Regions from separate parts of the Homo sapiens genome. Here region 2 is linked to region 1. Evidence: chromatin loops called from intact Hi-C (ENCODE). Cell type or tissue: B cell. All regions are shown on one strand. Links, peaks and the distances in the headings refer to the core of each region. The heading gives the core; the rest is flanking DNA.

Evidence for each region. Peaks named below come from ENCODE experiments on the same cell type or tissue, not always from the same donor. Only the 100,000 strongest peaks of a DNase experiment are listed, where the experiment ranks them.
Region 2: a loop joins it to region 1, with 2.2 times the contacts of the local background. A loop is called at or near these places in 2 of 110 quality-filtered maps.

What each region holds. Positions count from the first base shown.
Region 1 is chr7:35,887,695-35,896,112 of GRCh38, forward strand. SEPTIN7 (septin 7) reads left to right here. Exons shown (of 14, transcript NM_001788.6): 11 at 2,974-3,099. Among named protein-coding and RNA genes, the nearest start is that of SEPTIN7, 91 kb to the left of the region's middle. In B cell, for the core only: no CTCF peak of the experiment used is centred there; no DNase peak of the experiment used is centred there; H3K27ac peaks cover 815 bases.
Region 2 is chr7:35,828,711-35,837,128 of GRCh38, forward strand. SEPTIN7 (septin 7) reads left to right here. Exons shown (of 14, transcript NM_001788.6): 2 at 2,782-2,786; 3 at 4,088-4,190. Among named protein-coding and RNA genes, the nearest start is that of SEPTIN7, 32 kb to the left of the region's middle. In B cell, for the core only: no CTCF peak of the experiment used is centred there; no DNase peak of the experiment used is centred there; H3K27ac peaks cover 1,205 bases.

The DNA of each region.
Region 1 (8,418 bases), core at 2,169-7,168:
GTGAGGGACCTCCCTAGTATAAGCATTACAGAGCAAATTGACCATGCCTGCAGGAAGATTTAATACAGCAGAGCAGCAAGACTTTTATGCCTAAAAATTCTAAAGTTATTATTAAAAAGATGTGTATTTAATTTAGCTCATGTCTTTAAGACAAAGCCATCTAGTGGATATTTAATAAATACTTGAAGGAAGGAAATAAAATACCAATACCAATATTACAGATGTCTGTAAATCCCAAATAATTGAAATCTTGCAGGTCAAAGGAATAGTGATTGCTTCTAAGAAAGAGGCAAGTTCAAAGAAGTTCTCTTGCTAATTAAGAGAACTAACTTACTCCAGGCAAACCAAGGAAGACGATGGAAAGGAGGAAAACTATACAAATATTTTCAGGGTGTGGATATGGGTGTTTCAGAAATCAAATGGGGAAAGAAAACAAAAGGAGAACAGAAAGAGTTACGATATCAGCAATGGGAAATGGAAGAGACAAATTCCTGAAACTGTGGGGAAACTATTGCTAATTAACAAATTATTTTGAGAATGGAGGAGTGGGTTGAATCATAAAATGATAAAGTATATTTAAATGGAAATAAAGACTTTCATAACCTGAAAAAATCAGAATTATGTAGTCGTATAGAAGACTTTAGTGATTTTAGTGAAAAGAAAAATTATTCATTATCTAAAATATTAGATGACACTAACAAAAATAACTTAACAATTAGTAAATTCACCTTACTTTTATCTTACACATTCATGCAAACATTTCATGTAAGTTTTCTTCCTTAGGACCTTTAACGATTTTTCAGTGATGCAGTGATGATATGTAATATATAATAAATAAAATCAGGCCAGGTGCAGTGGTTCACACCTGTAATCCCAGCATTTTGGCAGGCGAAGGTGGGAGAATTGCTTGAGCTCAGGAGTTCAAGACTGGCCTGGGCAACATGGTGAAACCTCGTCCCTACTAAAAATACAAGAAATAGTCGGGCGTGGTGGTGCATGCCTGTAGTCCCAGCTACTCAGGAGGCTGAGGTGGGAGGATGGTTTGAGCCTGAAAGGCAGAGATTGTAGTGAGCTGAGATCGTACCACTGCATTCCATCCAGCCTGGGCAACAGAGCGAGACCCTGTATCAAAAAAAAAAAAAAAAAAAAAACGGAAAAGAAAAATTAAATAAACATTGTTTTATATTGGCATAGGTATTTGTTATTTTTCTCCACTTAGAGAAACTGGTTCCAAAAAGTGTTTATCATATCTCAGCTTCAATCTTGAGTTATGAATTCTGTTAAAATTCCTATCATCTGCTATCTGCATTGGGATGCAAAAGGTAATGGCATGTTCCTTGTAAAGGGGATCTTACAGTTGAAGAGATATGATGTCACCTGTGACGTATACTTGTACCAAAAATGAATGACAACCAAGGAGGAAATGGTCATGGTTGGAATGCTTTGATGTCAAGGCTGGGAAAAAGGTTTCCAAAGCAATTAAGTCTTTGACGAGAGATTGACAAATTAGCATGAACTGTTCAGTGTCAGCCGCCAGATATGCCAGGAGTAGGGAGCTGCCTGACTTGCCTGAAGTGGAGTGGTAGAACTTCAGAAGTAACTATTGTGGCTATAAGAGAACGTGAATTTATTGAGGGACAGAGTCTGGGAGATGAGATTTTTGGAAAAACCAGACTTAGGACTAAGGGGAGTCAACTATCAGAGAATTGCATGGAAATGTCAGTACGAAATGAATCAGAGTAATTGAATATCACATTTTGTTCCCAAAGGGGGAGATTCAAGAAGCTGGATTGTGAAGTAACAGTAAAGGTTCTCTGGTTGTAAGGAATGATAAAAACAGTACAACAATACACTTTTTTTTTCTTTTTAAGACGGTCTCTTGCTCATGTACTCAGGATGGAGTGCAATGCGTGATCTTGGCTCACTGCAACCTCCACTTCCTGGGTTCAAGCGATTCTCCTGCCTCAGCCTCCCAAGTAGCTGGGATTATAGGTGCTTGCCACCACGCCCAACTGATTTTTGTATTTTTAGTAGAGATGGGGTTCCACCATGTTGGCCAGGCTGGTCTCGAACCCCTGAGCTCAGGCAATCTGCCCGCCCCGGCCTCTCAAAGTGTTGGGATTACAGGTGTGAGCCAGCGTGCCCAGCCAACAATACACCTTTGTGTTTGTCTCCCAGAAGGGAGTTTTAGTAAAGTGGTGAAGATGAATGATGGCAGATATAGGAAGTTTGAGATAGAATGGATGATGAGAAGAGAGAGGACTGACAATACGGTATTGCCACACCATGTATATCCAAGAACACTACATTGGTAAAGGATATCCATAGAGCAGCTAAGGATATCTTCAGTGTCTTGAATTATTAAATAATGATGACATCATCTCATATGTATTGTAGACTTATATATATTGATTTTATATATGATAGAAATGCTGTAAGCAAAAATTTGTTTAACCGAAATACCACTTTCACTAGACAGTTTGAAGAAACAGAAAATTACTCTAAAATTTCCTTGTTTGAAAACAACTTGATATGTGATCTGAAATTTATTATTATGTATTAATAAAAACTCATATATTACCTTAGTAATATTGCTAAAAGGCAGTGTCTTTTAGATTTTATGAGCTTCAGTAGTGGCCAATCTGCACTCTGTTGTCTAGTATTTAAATAGATAATATAAAGATGAATACTCTTTCATAGAAAGGTCATCCTTCAGTAACTGTTTTTGGGGATTTATAGGTCTTAAAATGTCACTGGAATCTAAATTTGGTGTCAAGTTAGCTTATTTTTTGTTGGTTTACTTTGAGTGTAAATGAAAACAGATGAATGCCACCTTCCTTAACAATAGTCTTTTGTTCATTTTAAATCTGAAATTTTTGTTTTGGTAAAATTTTGAATTCATATTAAAACTTTTTAAGCTTTTTTCCCCCTAGCTATTAATAGAAGCAAACTCTTGCTGTTTGTTTATGACAGAACACACATGCAGGACTTGAAAGATGTTACTAATAATGTCCACTATGAGAACTACAGAAGCAGAAAACTTGCAGCTGTGACTTATAATGGAGTTGATAACAACAAGAATAAAGGGCAGCTGACTAAGTAAGTATATATTTTTTTCTCCAAAAAGGTATTATTTCTGTAGTCAATAATCATATTGTTTCATTTTCATTAAATTTCTTCTGGCTACTCAGTAGAAAATTTGGATAATGTTCTTTATGCACAGCAGCATAAATTTATATTGTTATGCTTTGTTAATAGTAGAAGCTTTTTTGAATGAACCATTTTGATAGTTTTCACTTACAAATTATGTGGAAACAAAGGACAGGCTTTAACAAAAGGAATATTTAGATGAATTTGTTCTTGGTTACCTTCTCTATTCCTATTCCAGGGAGTAAATTAGCTGGAGTTTCGTTTTCTTCTTTTGGTTGTTAGAGTGGTGTAAGTGACTACCAAGTGTGTAGCTTTGCCCTGTTGAGCTTATATCTCAAGCTGTGGTGGTTTCATGTTGGGTTCGAAAAAAGAGATGTGTGAGGAAGCTGGTAACCATGTCTGTGCCCTACTTTTTAAAAATCTGTCATTATTGAAAATCATAATTACATCATATGTCACTTAACAGTGGGGATACATTTCTGAGAAATGTGTCATTGGGCTATTTTGTCATTTTGTAAACATCATAGAGTATCTACACAAACCTAGATGGTAGAGCCTTCTACACACCTAGGTTATGTGGTCTAGCTATTCCTTGCAGGCTATAAACCTATACAGCATGTTACTGTACTGAATGTTATAGACAGTTGTAACATAATGTCAAGTATTTGTGTATCTAAACATAGAAAAGGTGCAGTAAAAATACAGTGTAAAAGATTAAAAATGGTATATCTGTATAGGGCACTTGGTTTGAATGGAGTTTGCAGGACTGGAGATTGATTGCTCTGGATGAGTCAGTGAGTGTGCAGTGAGTGAACGTGAAGACCTAGGACATTACTGTACACTACTGTGGACTTTATGAACACTGTACACTTAGGCTATACTAAATTTATTTTTTAAATTTCTCTTCAATAATCTTACTTTGCTGTAACTTTATTTTATAATAACTTAAATTTTAAAAAACTTTTTGGTTCTTTTGTAGTAACACTTAGCTTAAAACACAAACACATTGAACAGATGTAGAAAGATATTATCTTTATAATCTTTATAAGCTTTTTTCTATTTTAAAAGTTCTTTCTTTTTTCATTTATACCTTTTTTTGTTGTTGTTAAAAACAAAGACATAAACTTACACATTAGCCTAGGCCTACTCAGGGTCAAGATCATCAAGATGCCACTGGGCAGTAGGAATCTATGGGCCACCATCATATATGCCATCCCTTGTTTACTGAAATGTCATTATGCAGTACATAGCTATATTGCAAAACCATTTTAAATAATGTGCATTTGTAGCTAGGTGTTATCTACAATTAGACGATAATCCTGAAGGATCAACTATATAAATACGAAAGACAAGTTCTCAAAATAGCTATAGTATTTTCCATAGTGGTTAACATGCCTTATAATGGAATAGAAAAATGTCCCTTCTTAAATATTTAAAATACAAGATTCTGTTTGAGGTAAGCCTCAATATGTGAACAAAAGGAAGGCTTTTTATCTCTTTTGAGCAAAATGTTTATTGAGTAACTTTGGCACAAAAATGTAAGGACCCATCATAGTGAATATTGTTCATAAAATCCTAATTCACTTTAAACTTATCATTAACGATGCACTTTTTAACTCATTAAAAGAAACGCATACACAAAGCTACTGATAATTTTGTATGTTAAAGTACTAGTACATATTTTTTGTTAAATATATGTACTTATTCAATATATTTTTTAAAACATTTGTTAAGTTGTAGATAAAAGGAATTATTTATTTGTTCCCATGTCTCAAATATAAGGCTTTTTAAAGTAGTGCTGTTGGATGCAGGTAAGATAATTCATGGAAAAATAGAAAACTTTACAGTATCATTAAGTTTCTTTCTGCATATACAAAATTCTACTGTGTGGATACATGAGTTAAACTATATCCCAGGTGAAAACATAATTAGTAGAATTCTACTGGAAATATATCTCTTAAAGAGAGGAATCATGACCATACTTTGCCTATGCAAATAAAAAAAGAAATGTTTGCATTGCTAAAAAGCAAATTGGCCCAGGAGCTAGCATAATATTTTATTTTATGTTAATAATAAATAGGAATTAGACTGTTACTACTTCATTGAATAACGCATACTGAACCTGAAAGAAATCGCTTAGAAGTTTTATCTATTAGTTGTATCTGACATTGTCTTGAAAATGTTAGCAATTTCAAAAAATATTTTTGTTAAATTTTTCTTTAAAAGTCATTAACAACTTATGGTGCTTTAGCTGATGTAAGGTGCTTTTCCTCATAGCTCAGTACATATCCATGAATAACTGAAAAGAAAGACTAATGTTTAAATAAGTGAAGTAGGTGTGAGTTTAGGCTTCTTTTAATGTTCTTTTTGTATTGCTCTCATGTGACTCTATAGCAACGTATTCTTTGACAGTGGTAGTGGGGAGGGGTTGAGAGTTGCAAGAATTTTGGAATGGAAGGTGAACCTATTGAAAATTTATAGTTAAATTGATCTTTGGCAATGTATGTTTCACAAAGTGCTAATCACACTTTGGTTTTAGAATATAAGCTAAACTTTTTAAAGATGTTAGACATTGAATAGTAAAATACATTCATGTGCCACATAATGATGTTTCAGTCAATGACCGACTGCATATACAAGATCCCATAATATCGTGTGTCTATACCATAGAGCCTAAGTGTGTAGTAGGTTATACTATCTAAGGTTGTGTAAGTACACTATGTTGTTGAACCGATGACAAGTGAATTTCTCAGAATGTATCCCCGTTGTTAAGCAGTGCATGACTGTGAATCAATTTATCTTATATTTAATTTTCTGAGGTAGTTTTGGGCACACTGTAGAGTCTATTGAAACATGAAGTAAACATTAAAAATACATGTGTAGATGTCTGAAAATGTGCCTTTCTGTTACGTCAATAGCCCTAGAACAATTCTATTTCAGAGGGACTTAAAACAAGAAATAGATTGTGTGGTTTAAATCTGAAGAATAGCTGAACTTGTCCAGTCAGCTATAATTTGTCTCAAGGTTAGATCTGGAGAAGTGGATGCTGTTCTTAGCAGCTATCCAGTAATTACCTGTTTCTGACAAAGTATGGAGCCATCCAAGTACTTCTTGCATCCCTGTATGGAGGGTAATGGGTGGTTGAAAGCCACAGAAAGGGTAACCTCTCAAATCAAAGAAAATTCAGCAAGGGTTTGTAAAGGAAAGGGGAGAAGAGTTGGTCATATGCAGATTGCTGATCTCTTAAAGGAAGTGTGATCCCCAATAAGAGGAGGGCCGTCTTTTTTTTTTTTTTTTTCTAAACTTCCTTCTTGAAGTTTTGTCTGCCTCCTTTTTCCTTGATCTTCCTTGTACCCTTTACTTAAAATCACATTTTATTGGTGACTCTTTTTCAGAACTGATGTCTATCATTGGTACCAATTGTGACAATAGATACCTTGCTCCAAGTTGGGGCACACCCTTGTCTCTCTTTCCCTTATGTTAATTTATTTTTCTGTTCTCTATAGCCTTCTCCATCAGTCATCTTGGGAAAACTTTATAAGTGAATGACTAAAAATACAAGTTTCAAAGGCAGATTCTCAGAATTCTTGATACATGACAGAGTTTTCATTGATCTAAATAGAAATAAAGACAATTTGCTGAAAATTTCAAGTTGTTTCAAAAAATTAAACTTAGTTATATCTTTTACTCTTTATTCAAGTGTCCTTTCATGAAATTATAATGATAGTAGTTGGAAGTTTTGTTTATGTTTGGTTTTAATACTCTCACATGGCAAAACAAAATGTTGGCAACCATTATTACTCAAAATTTTTAGAAATTTTTATTGAACTTTGAAATTATTTAAGTGAAATTCCTTTGGAAAATTTTGCACATAGTGACCTACTAACCACTGGAGCAAAAGTATGTAAATCTACTTGCTTAATTTGTTCTTTAGGAAAGACCACACACATAATTTAAATGAAACATGATTGTCTTTTATTATACTCCAAATGTGGGTCATATGTAATGCAGCAAAGTAGAACTTGACTAGGTCATCCTTATGTGGCATGGTGGCTATAATTCTCTTATTGGTCACATGAAGGGATGTGGCTTGCAGGAATTTTAACCTTATAAAGACAACCCTAGAAGGAGCTAAATCATTGGGGGTTTAGTTTCATATTCCGGTTATGTTGTAATCATTTTCTTTTTCTTGTTTTACTAGGCTTTCTTCATTTCTTTGTCTGGGTTTTTAATTTCACTGATAGGTTTATAAGCTTTACTACTATATGGGGGTGGGTAAGAGTTTCCTATTAAAAAGCAGGCAGGCAATAATACAACTTAAATGGTTTTTCCAGCCATTTAATAAAAGGTTTTACTTGGAAAAAAATAGTAAATGTGAAGATAAAAAGTGATCTCCCTACATTTTCTACATTATAAGCACAATTTTTTGTTTCGATTTTCTAAAAATAAAGATGACTAGAAGTGAGGTGTTAATATAAAAATTAAAAATTTGAAAGATCATTTTTACTGGTGAGAGACTTCAATAATTCATTTTAAATATGCATGAACATTTTTTCACAGTATTTGAGTATATTTGGTCAGATTATTTTTACAAGACTAAAAAACTTACAGTATCTTAACTGTTAAATAATTGCAAATTTCTTTTAGAAACACACATTTGCAGGTTTAAAACTTTCAAGACTTTCAGAAGATAATTGCACAGCATATTTATTTTTATAGTGATTTAGTGTAATGATTATGAACATAATTTGGGAAATAAATTAGCTTTAGCGAATTTTACTGTAAATTTTTTATTTAGGGCACATACCTTAATAATTTGTGAAAGCTATGCATTTGCCTTTAATTGCAGCTTTTAGCATGCTTTACTTTAAATGTGCCAAATCACTAATTTTTTTTCCTTTAGGTATGATACAGTTGAAGGCATGTAAGGCAGGGGATTTTAAATACTTAAATTTTGAATTTAAATGAAGATATTTTTTTCTTCGAGATGGACTCCTGCTCTGTCAGCCAGGCTGGAGTACAGTGGCACGATCTTGGCTCACTGCAACCTCTGCCTCCTGGGTTCAAGCAATTCTCCTGTCTCAGCCTCCCAAGTAGCTGGAATTACAGGCGTGTGCCACCACGCCCGGCTAATTTTTGTATTTTTAGTAAAGATGGAGTTTCACCATGTTGGCCACGCTGGTTTCAAACTCGTGACTTTGTGATCTGCCTGCCTTGGCCTCCCAAACTGCTAGCATTACAGGTGTGAACCACCGTGCCCGGCTTAAA
Region 2 (8,418 bases), core at 1,400-6,399, 60 kb before region 1:
TCCAATCCTGTTTCAATAGTATCTGCATGGCGATGATTCCTAAATCTATATTTTCAGCACCAACCAACCATGAAATTTCTCACTCTGTTGTCCAGGCTGGAGTGTAGTGGCATGATCACAGCTCACTGAAGCCTCAACCTCCTGGGCTAAAGCAATCCTCTCGCCTTGGCCTCCCAAAGTTTGGAATTACAAGCATGAACCGCTCTGGATGGCTGAGAGCTATCTTTAAAACAGTAATCAGGTCACTTGCCTATGAAAAACTCTCTAGTGTCTTCCTATCATGCCTAAAATAACATCCATATACTTCCTACTTTGGCTGAGTCCCAAATGATCAGGCCCCTGCTTGCCTCCCTGACCTCATTTCCTATCACTCATCCCCTTGTCCACTACTTCACTTCATTATAGTTCATGGACCTTCTTTTTTTTTTTTTTTTTTTTTTTTGGAGACGGAGTCTCGCTCTGTCATCCAGGCAGGAGTGCAATGGCACGATCTCGGCTCACTGCAGCTTCCACCCCCTAGGCAGGTTCAGGCCATTCTCCTGCCTCAGCCTCCCGAATGGCTGGGATTACAGGCACACATTGTCAGTCCCGGCTAATTTTTTGTATTTTTTAGTAGAGACGGGGTTTCACCATGTTGCCCAGGCTGGTCTCAAACTCCTGACCTCAGGCAATCCACCTGTCTCGGCTTTCTTTTTACTCTTGGAAATACCAAGTTCATCCCCACTTTAGGGCCTACCCCTTTGCCTGGAATGGTTTCCCGCTTTCCACAATTTTAAAATAATACTGTGTGCCAAAGACTGTTCTTGTTGCTAAGGATAAAGCAGTGAATAAGAGACAAGGGCAGACCCTGAGTCATTTTTGTTATACCTCTTATCTGATGAGTTCCTTCAAGGTGCAGTCTAAAATACTGTATTCTTTGAAACTACTGGTGCAACTTGCTCTCAGTAGCTTCCTTTTTTGATGTACCATTTATGTAATTCATTCAATCTCTGCGTTGATGGAGCTTACATTGCGGGCAGGGTGGAGGTCACAGTAAACAAGTTGGGTAAAATGTGTGTTGGATAATGGCAAGAGCTAAGAAGAAGCATACAGCAGGCAGCAAAGTGCTAAGGTGAGGAGTGGGGTCGTAATTTTAAATAAGGTGATTAGGGCAGGCCTTTTTGAAGGTGACATTTGAGTAATAAAAATAATCTGTGGCTGGGCTCGGTGGCTTACGCCTGTAATCCCAGCACTTTGGGAGGCCAAGGCGGGTGGATCATGAGGTCAGGAGTTCAAGACCAGCCTGGCCAAGATGGTGAAACCCCATCTCTACTAAAAATACAAAAATTAGCCGGGTGTGGTGGCACATGCCTGTAATCCCAGCTACTTGGGAGGCTGAGGCAGGGAATTGCTTGAACCTCGGAAAGAGGTTGCAGTGAGCCGAGATCGCGCCACTGCCCCCCAGCCTGGGCAACACAGTGAAATTCTGTCTCAAAAAAAAAAAAACTATTCCAAATAAAAAAAGCAACAAGTGCAAAAGCCATGAAGTGATAGTATGCACTGTATGTTTGGGGGGTAGTTAGGGATTCAGTGTTGGGGAAAGTGAAGTGAGCAAGGGGAGGAAGTGTAGCAGGAGATGAGGCCAGAAGTAAGAGTAGAGCCAGATCTTGCTAGGCTTTGTTGGCTAGTGGCTTTCATTGGTACACATTGGAACTACTTGAGGAGCTTTAAAAAATACTGATGGATGGGTTTCGCTTGCAGAGATTAATGTAATTGATCTGGAGGTGCAGCTGAGACATTAGGATTTTATAAAAGCTCCCCCAAGTGATTCTAAGATGCTGCTAAGGTAGAGAAACACTGTAGGCCATCATTGGGACTTCGGCTTTTACTTTTGAGGAAGTTCGGAAGTCATTGGATGATTTTGTCATGGAATAATTTTGTAATTAACTTTAAAACTGGGGTTTTGTTTATTACATTTAATTACCTTAACTATAAAACGGACTCCAGTTGTTTGAAGTGGGTTGTGATATAACTCATAGATTTGTATCAGTATAAAAATGCACACTTTTCACAGTTTGGCCAAGGATTATCTATTTTATTTTCTGTGCTTCATTAGTTGCCTTTTAGTTTTCACAGTTCACATATGTCTCCTCTTTCCATCTGTTTCTGCTTATCATCTTTAGCTTCCTTCCTTTTCCTGTATCTAAATGTCTACATTTCTTTAAATTCTGGACTTCAGTTTAATTAATAGAACTTGAAATACAGCATTGTATAAAAAGGTTTTAACCAAAACATTTGCATTTGTCTGATCTGAGCTGTCTTAATCCAGTGACTGACAAAGCAAAATTGCATGAAATTTACATTTTTTTTCTTCTTGTAATTTAAAACTTGGTTCCTGTATACCTTCCTGGATCTTTATACTTTTGTATCTTTTCTACCATTTCTGTAAAACCTCAACTGCAGGGTGCAATAATGGGCCTTATTTTCTATATTTCAGCAGGACAGTTGCTGAAAATGGGTTTAAACTCACTGGCATTATATCCCACACAAAAATATATTACTTTGACATGTTTAGAAAAAAGTCTGCCTTTAATTTCTTTGTAATTTACCTCTAATTTGTTGAGTTACATGTAAGTAACTTTTTTTTCCCCTCTGTCTTGCTGTGTTTCAATGGATTTGCCTCTCCTGTTTGGACTGAATATGTCATTACAATTCTTGGAATTCTTTGTTTACTGTTCCTCTGTGGATTTCTTCTGTTGGAATCTGGAACACTGGAATGATGGAAATGTGTTCTTTACAAAGTAGCTGTGAGTATACTACATAATTTATAGAGTTTTTTTCAGTCTCAGTTAACTTAAATTTAATTTATAGTTGGATGAAATATGAGCCAAGGAAACCTTAGGTTTAATGCATATTTCTAACTCCACTCATAGCAGACTTTCAAATATTTGACTTAAAAATGTTAGATTCTGATTAGTCTCCTAATTATTATGTTTATAGTTAGCTTTTCATTTTAATGGGCTTCGTTTTTAAAATTTGGCTTAAGAATTAGTTTTATGAAATGAACAAAAGAGCCAAAGATTATGGATGGAATATTTAGCTACATGACTAGTAAACATTGTAGACTTCTGTTCTTTGTTAAATCCAAATGTATTGAATTGATGTTTTGATCCCATGATTGCTTTTTAAATGAGAATTTAAATGTGGCAGAAACTTTTAAGAGAATGTGTGCCTCTTTTTGCTATTTTTTAATGTTGAGATAAGACTGCCTCCAAAGTAAAATTAACCAATGAGACTCTGCTTATTCAAATAGTCTTAACTACGGACAGCATTTCTCACCCATGGGTAAGTTAGAAGTCAGACTTATTTACTACACCAATTTGGAAGTAGATTTCTTTCAGTTACTCACGAAACTATTGTTGAGGTCATCTAGGAATAAAAAACCAATAGAAAATGAAGTTATAAGTTACTTTAAAACCTGGATAAACCTGAAGATAAAGGCAGTAGGATCATGTGAAACCTTGAAGTGACAAAATTGGACCTGGCATAACAGCTTGAATGATACTGTAGCTGGTTGACACTGATCACAAGAGCCTTCAAGAGTTTATTTTTTAAAATTGCTTTAAATTCAACATTTTGATTTCATTTCATGAATAAGAAGACAAATTTCAAGAATCTCATGCCTGTGGTATAATTAGTCAGTGTGATCAAAGGAGATAATTAAAAAGGATTCTTAATATGATATGAAGGGGATTTGAATTTTTTTATTGTGAAGAATCCTTTGTTATTTTGCTTTTTTAGTTGGTTGGTCAATCATCTTGTTACTAACTACTGTCAATTGAAATCTTTGCTCTGAGGCAGGTTTTCTAAATTTTTATTTCATTCCCTTGGATTTTTATAATTAACCATTATATTGTCAGTCAACTCATGCTCAAATAATTTTGTCCATTTAAGAATTGATAGTTTTATTGATAATGCCATGAAAGTAGTTTGATTTGCTGTGAATAATAGTATAATTTTCTAAAATAGGTTAATGAAGGGAATTTGAAAGTGTGATTGAATAGTACTGTTGATACATGAATAACTTGGCCCTTTTTGCTTTTGTCAGCAACAGAAGAACCTTGAAGGCTATGTGGGATTTGCCAATCTCCCAAATCAAGTATACAGAAAATCGGTGAAGAGAGGTTTTGAATTCACGCTTATGGTAGTGGGTAAGATATGATTTCTTACTAAAATGGAACTTTGGTTTAAGTTTTAAACGTTAGTCAACTCTGAATAGATTTAAGAAAACACTGGCACAGATATCTACAGTGATCATATCTTTGTTGTATTTTCTCTTATGTGCATACATTTTAAAATTTAACTCAGTGGCATAATGGGATTTATGTCTTGCCTCTTATTTTAAGGTAGAAACTACAAGTTGAGAAATGGTGGGTGATAGTGTTGGAGTGGAACTCTAGAGAAGTTATCTTCAATTCATAGTGCTACAAAAGAAAATAGCATCTGGTGGTTACTTACTACTCCAGGATAGTTTTGTTTTCTGGCTTATATGCTATAGTGGAGTATCATATAAGCATTTAACTTAATGTGCTCTGAATTTTGAAAAGAAAGGTAGGATAGAGGATCATAATAATGTAGTTGATTACCCTTGGAATTCATTAATTGAATGTAAGCACTGGAATGAGTAAAATATGACTCTCCTGGTTCTCTAATTCAGTCTGAGTTTTCTTTTGTGTGTTATTCCATGAACACATTACCCTGCCTATAGTCCATTTGAAAATACTGTTAAGGATAATTTTGACTGTAGGTTGGTAGCATCATTATTAAATATGAAGAAACACACTGTGTCTTTCCCATCTATAAGATTAGTTATCTTCAATAACAGTCTTACTCTTAAATGACTATACAGTATTTTCACCTCATATAGGCTGACTTTAGAACCTAAGTTACGAATATTGTATAGTGTAACTTTGTTGTATTTCTGTTATTTAAGAAGGTGAATTGCAGGGTAGTGGATTAGCTATCCTTAACAAAGAAAGTTGAGTTGATGCTTGACTTTTTAGGTAGTATACATTTTTGTTAACTATGTTTCAACATCTAGTATTTTTATTTTGGTGCTGAATTAGGTTAATTGAACTAGCTGTGAAATACTCCTTTATTGGGAGGTAGAATATTTTATCTACTGACTGCAATATTTTACCTGTTGGTCAGTTTTTGGCTCTTTGGAAGTTGTATACATCGTCAGAGTTCACAGTTAAAACAGGTACAGAATATGCAAATTTGATACTTTATAGCATTGGTTACCTTGTCTATGTATCTCTTGTTGAGTAGAAGTATGGTATATCTAGCTTGCAAACTGCTGCTGTGGAGTAGAGATGGGTCTAGATAGAGGGATAAAATAATGCAGAGCATACCTTTTCTTCGGTAGGTTGGTAACATCATCATTATATGAAGAAACACTGTATCTTACCTTTACATATGTAATATTAATAATCTCAAGTGACAAACTGTAGACAAATACAATTTTTTCACTTACGGGAAAACCTCCTAGGTCCATTAGGAGAACTGTAACAATTAAAAAAATTTCCTTTGACTTTAGAATTTTTGTTTAAAGAATTACTTTTTAAACTATACTTAGTAGGATAATGTCTGGTGATCAAGGCCAGAGAGTTGATTTAAAATCTCTGTGGCATTTTTCCAAATGAAAAAAATCAAATAATCATCTGATTTTGATTTTTAGAGGAAATATTCAGTCTCTAGATGTATATTACTTATTAGCTTTTCTAATTAATCCCTTTGTGAAATGCAGCTTTTCTTTTTTCTCTTCCTAATGATAAGACTTCAACTGAGGCCAAAGAAAAATAGGTGTTAATATCCTTACTTTCAAGTGTTAATATCCTTATTCTGTTTTCCCACTGAGCCTTGAACATTGTTTAATTAACTACATTTGAATAGATATATTGAGTGCAGGTATTAAATATTTTCATCTATATAGGTGTAGTGCCTTATACATAGTCACTTACTAAGTATCTAATCACTTAGTATCTAATATGTTGATTTATTTTTCAGATTTTAGGCTGACTCTAACAGCATCATTTGCAAATCATAGAAAGCTGAAACCAACCTTGCTTTAATATTCTTGACTTAAAAACTTTCAGCTATTCCTTATGAGCTAAATCCTCATTTTTGGGATCTAAACTCAGAATAAATTTGGCTCCCACATTACGACAGTTCATTTACAACTTACACATTGATATCAACTGAGAATCTGTAACAGATTTTTTTTTTATTAAACTCTTTGTACTTTGTTGGAAAACCTTTAATAATCTTGCTTCATAAGCAATGTTTATTGAGTACTTGCTTGAGTGACTTATTTGTATCAAAGAAGCATGCTGTGTATTCCCATATTTTCTGTCTTAAAGGAGCTTCTGATTTATATGACAAGATAAACCACATAGAAATATGAGTCAGTAGAATCATACAAAAGTTAAGAGCCATAGAAGTTTAAGGGTATAGGACAGTTTGCCTCAGTTGGAGATTATTATTGCCTTCTTTTGAAAAGGGAGGCATTAGGACAAATTTTTGAAGGATAGAATTGGGGCCAAGATTGAAGGAGCAGTCCTGTTGGCGGAAATAATAGCCATCATTTACATAACTTTTTTATGTGCCAGGTAATGTTTTCAGTACTTTATGGGCATTATCTGCTAACTTACGATTCTTACAACAGCCCTATGAAGTAGGTATTGTTATCCCATTTTGGAGCTGAAGAAACTGAGGCATAGCGAGATTAGGTTACTTGCCCATGGTTACATTGCTAGGAGATGGCAGAACCAAACCCAGTCTACTGCTCAGTTAGTCTGGGATGTTCTTAACCACCATGCAGAGGCTAATCTGGGGATACTGGGTATAGTGCAGTGTTTATAAGAGTACATCCAATATGCCTTGAACTTAGATGAATTCAGTGAAAGAGAGAATGAATGAGAATGAGAACTAGAGAACTTAAATAGTACAAGTAATTTTTCCTGTTATTCCACTGGAATGAGCATCTGGCCTAGAGTGGGTGTGAAGTGGGAGAGGTGCATTTGCTATTCTCCTAGTCATTATTAGCTTCCACATAGTTTGATAGTGTGAACTCCTCACTTTGCTGAATGTTATAGTCTAGGGACAACAGGGCACCTAAGTACAAATTGGTCACTTTTTATGTGTTCAAAGAAACAGTTACCTATTTTAGTGGAGGAGGAAGATAGGTTGTTAGCTTGTATGTAATTGTGCTTTATGGATGATATAAGGAATTTTTCAAGATTTTTTTCACAGCACACTGACTTTAGGATCTGACCCCTAAGGTGTAACTTTACAATTAAAATTAAGCTGGAAAGGTAGACTAGCCAGGATTTTGGAGACCCTGATTGACAATTTGATGGGGAGATTAGAATTCTTGATTTTGAATCTTTAAAAATTTAGGCATATCAAATAATGAAGACATGTAGATCTCTATTCAGTGAAGTTGTCTAACCTGTTTGGCTTGGAACTTGACTATCATTAGTGTGCTCCCTAATTAGACTTAACTGTGATAGAGAATAAATTTTTAATTGTAATATCCTGTTTTTACTAGAATTCTTCAAGGAGGCAGAACTCAGAAAACTGTAGTTTGCTTTATTTAACTTGAAATAGTTTTTAAAACAGGTAGTATTAAACCTATTATTCTGAATCCTAGGAAGATAGAATCCAAAATTCAGTCATTTCTGTAATCTTGAACTTTGCAAAATTTTTGTGATAACAGAATTTTAAACATTTAATGATATGTCAATAATGTATTTGACCTATGCCACATGTGTTTAGTGGCAGATTGGCACTTCTATTTTTTTTTCCAGTGGGAGAGAGCTTAGAATATGTTGGTTTGGCCATTTTTTGGGATTCAGAGTTTATCCTAATTTTTTTTTGGTATATGCCTTATCAGAGAAAGTTTAGGAGTTACTTAGTTAGTGATAGGATATACGATGACTATCCTAGTTGTCATTTTCCTCCACTGCCTGTTGATGTTTGAATTGATAAAATAACATCTATATCAGTTTATCAGGTTATTTGAAAAAATTGAAAGATAATATTGGCTCAAAATTTTGTATCTAGGCTGTTGAGCATTTTGTGGTATTTTTAAGATATGTTAATTCCGTGAAATGTTTTGAGTTATGATTTTAAGATTTTTCCTTGAGCTCTGTATTTTTATTTTGCTTTTATTAATAGAAGTAACTTAACTGATAATGACTTCACAACATTGGGGATATACTAAAAACCATTGAATTATACACTTTAAAATGGTGAATTTTATCTTAGAAAAAGTAATTCAAAAAGAAAGTTTAGAAGAAAAAAATCACATAATTCCACATGTCCACTATTTTAATTTTGTACATTCCTTCTAGCTGTTAAATCTGAATATTCTTT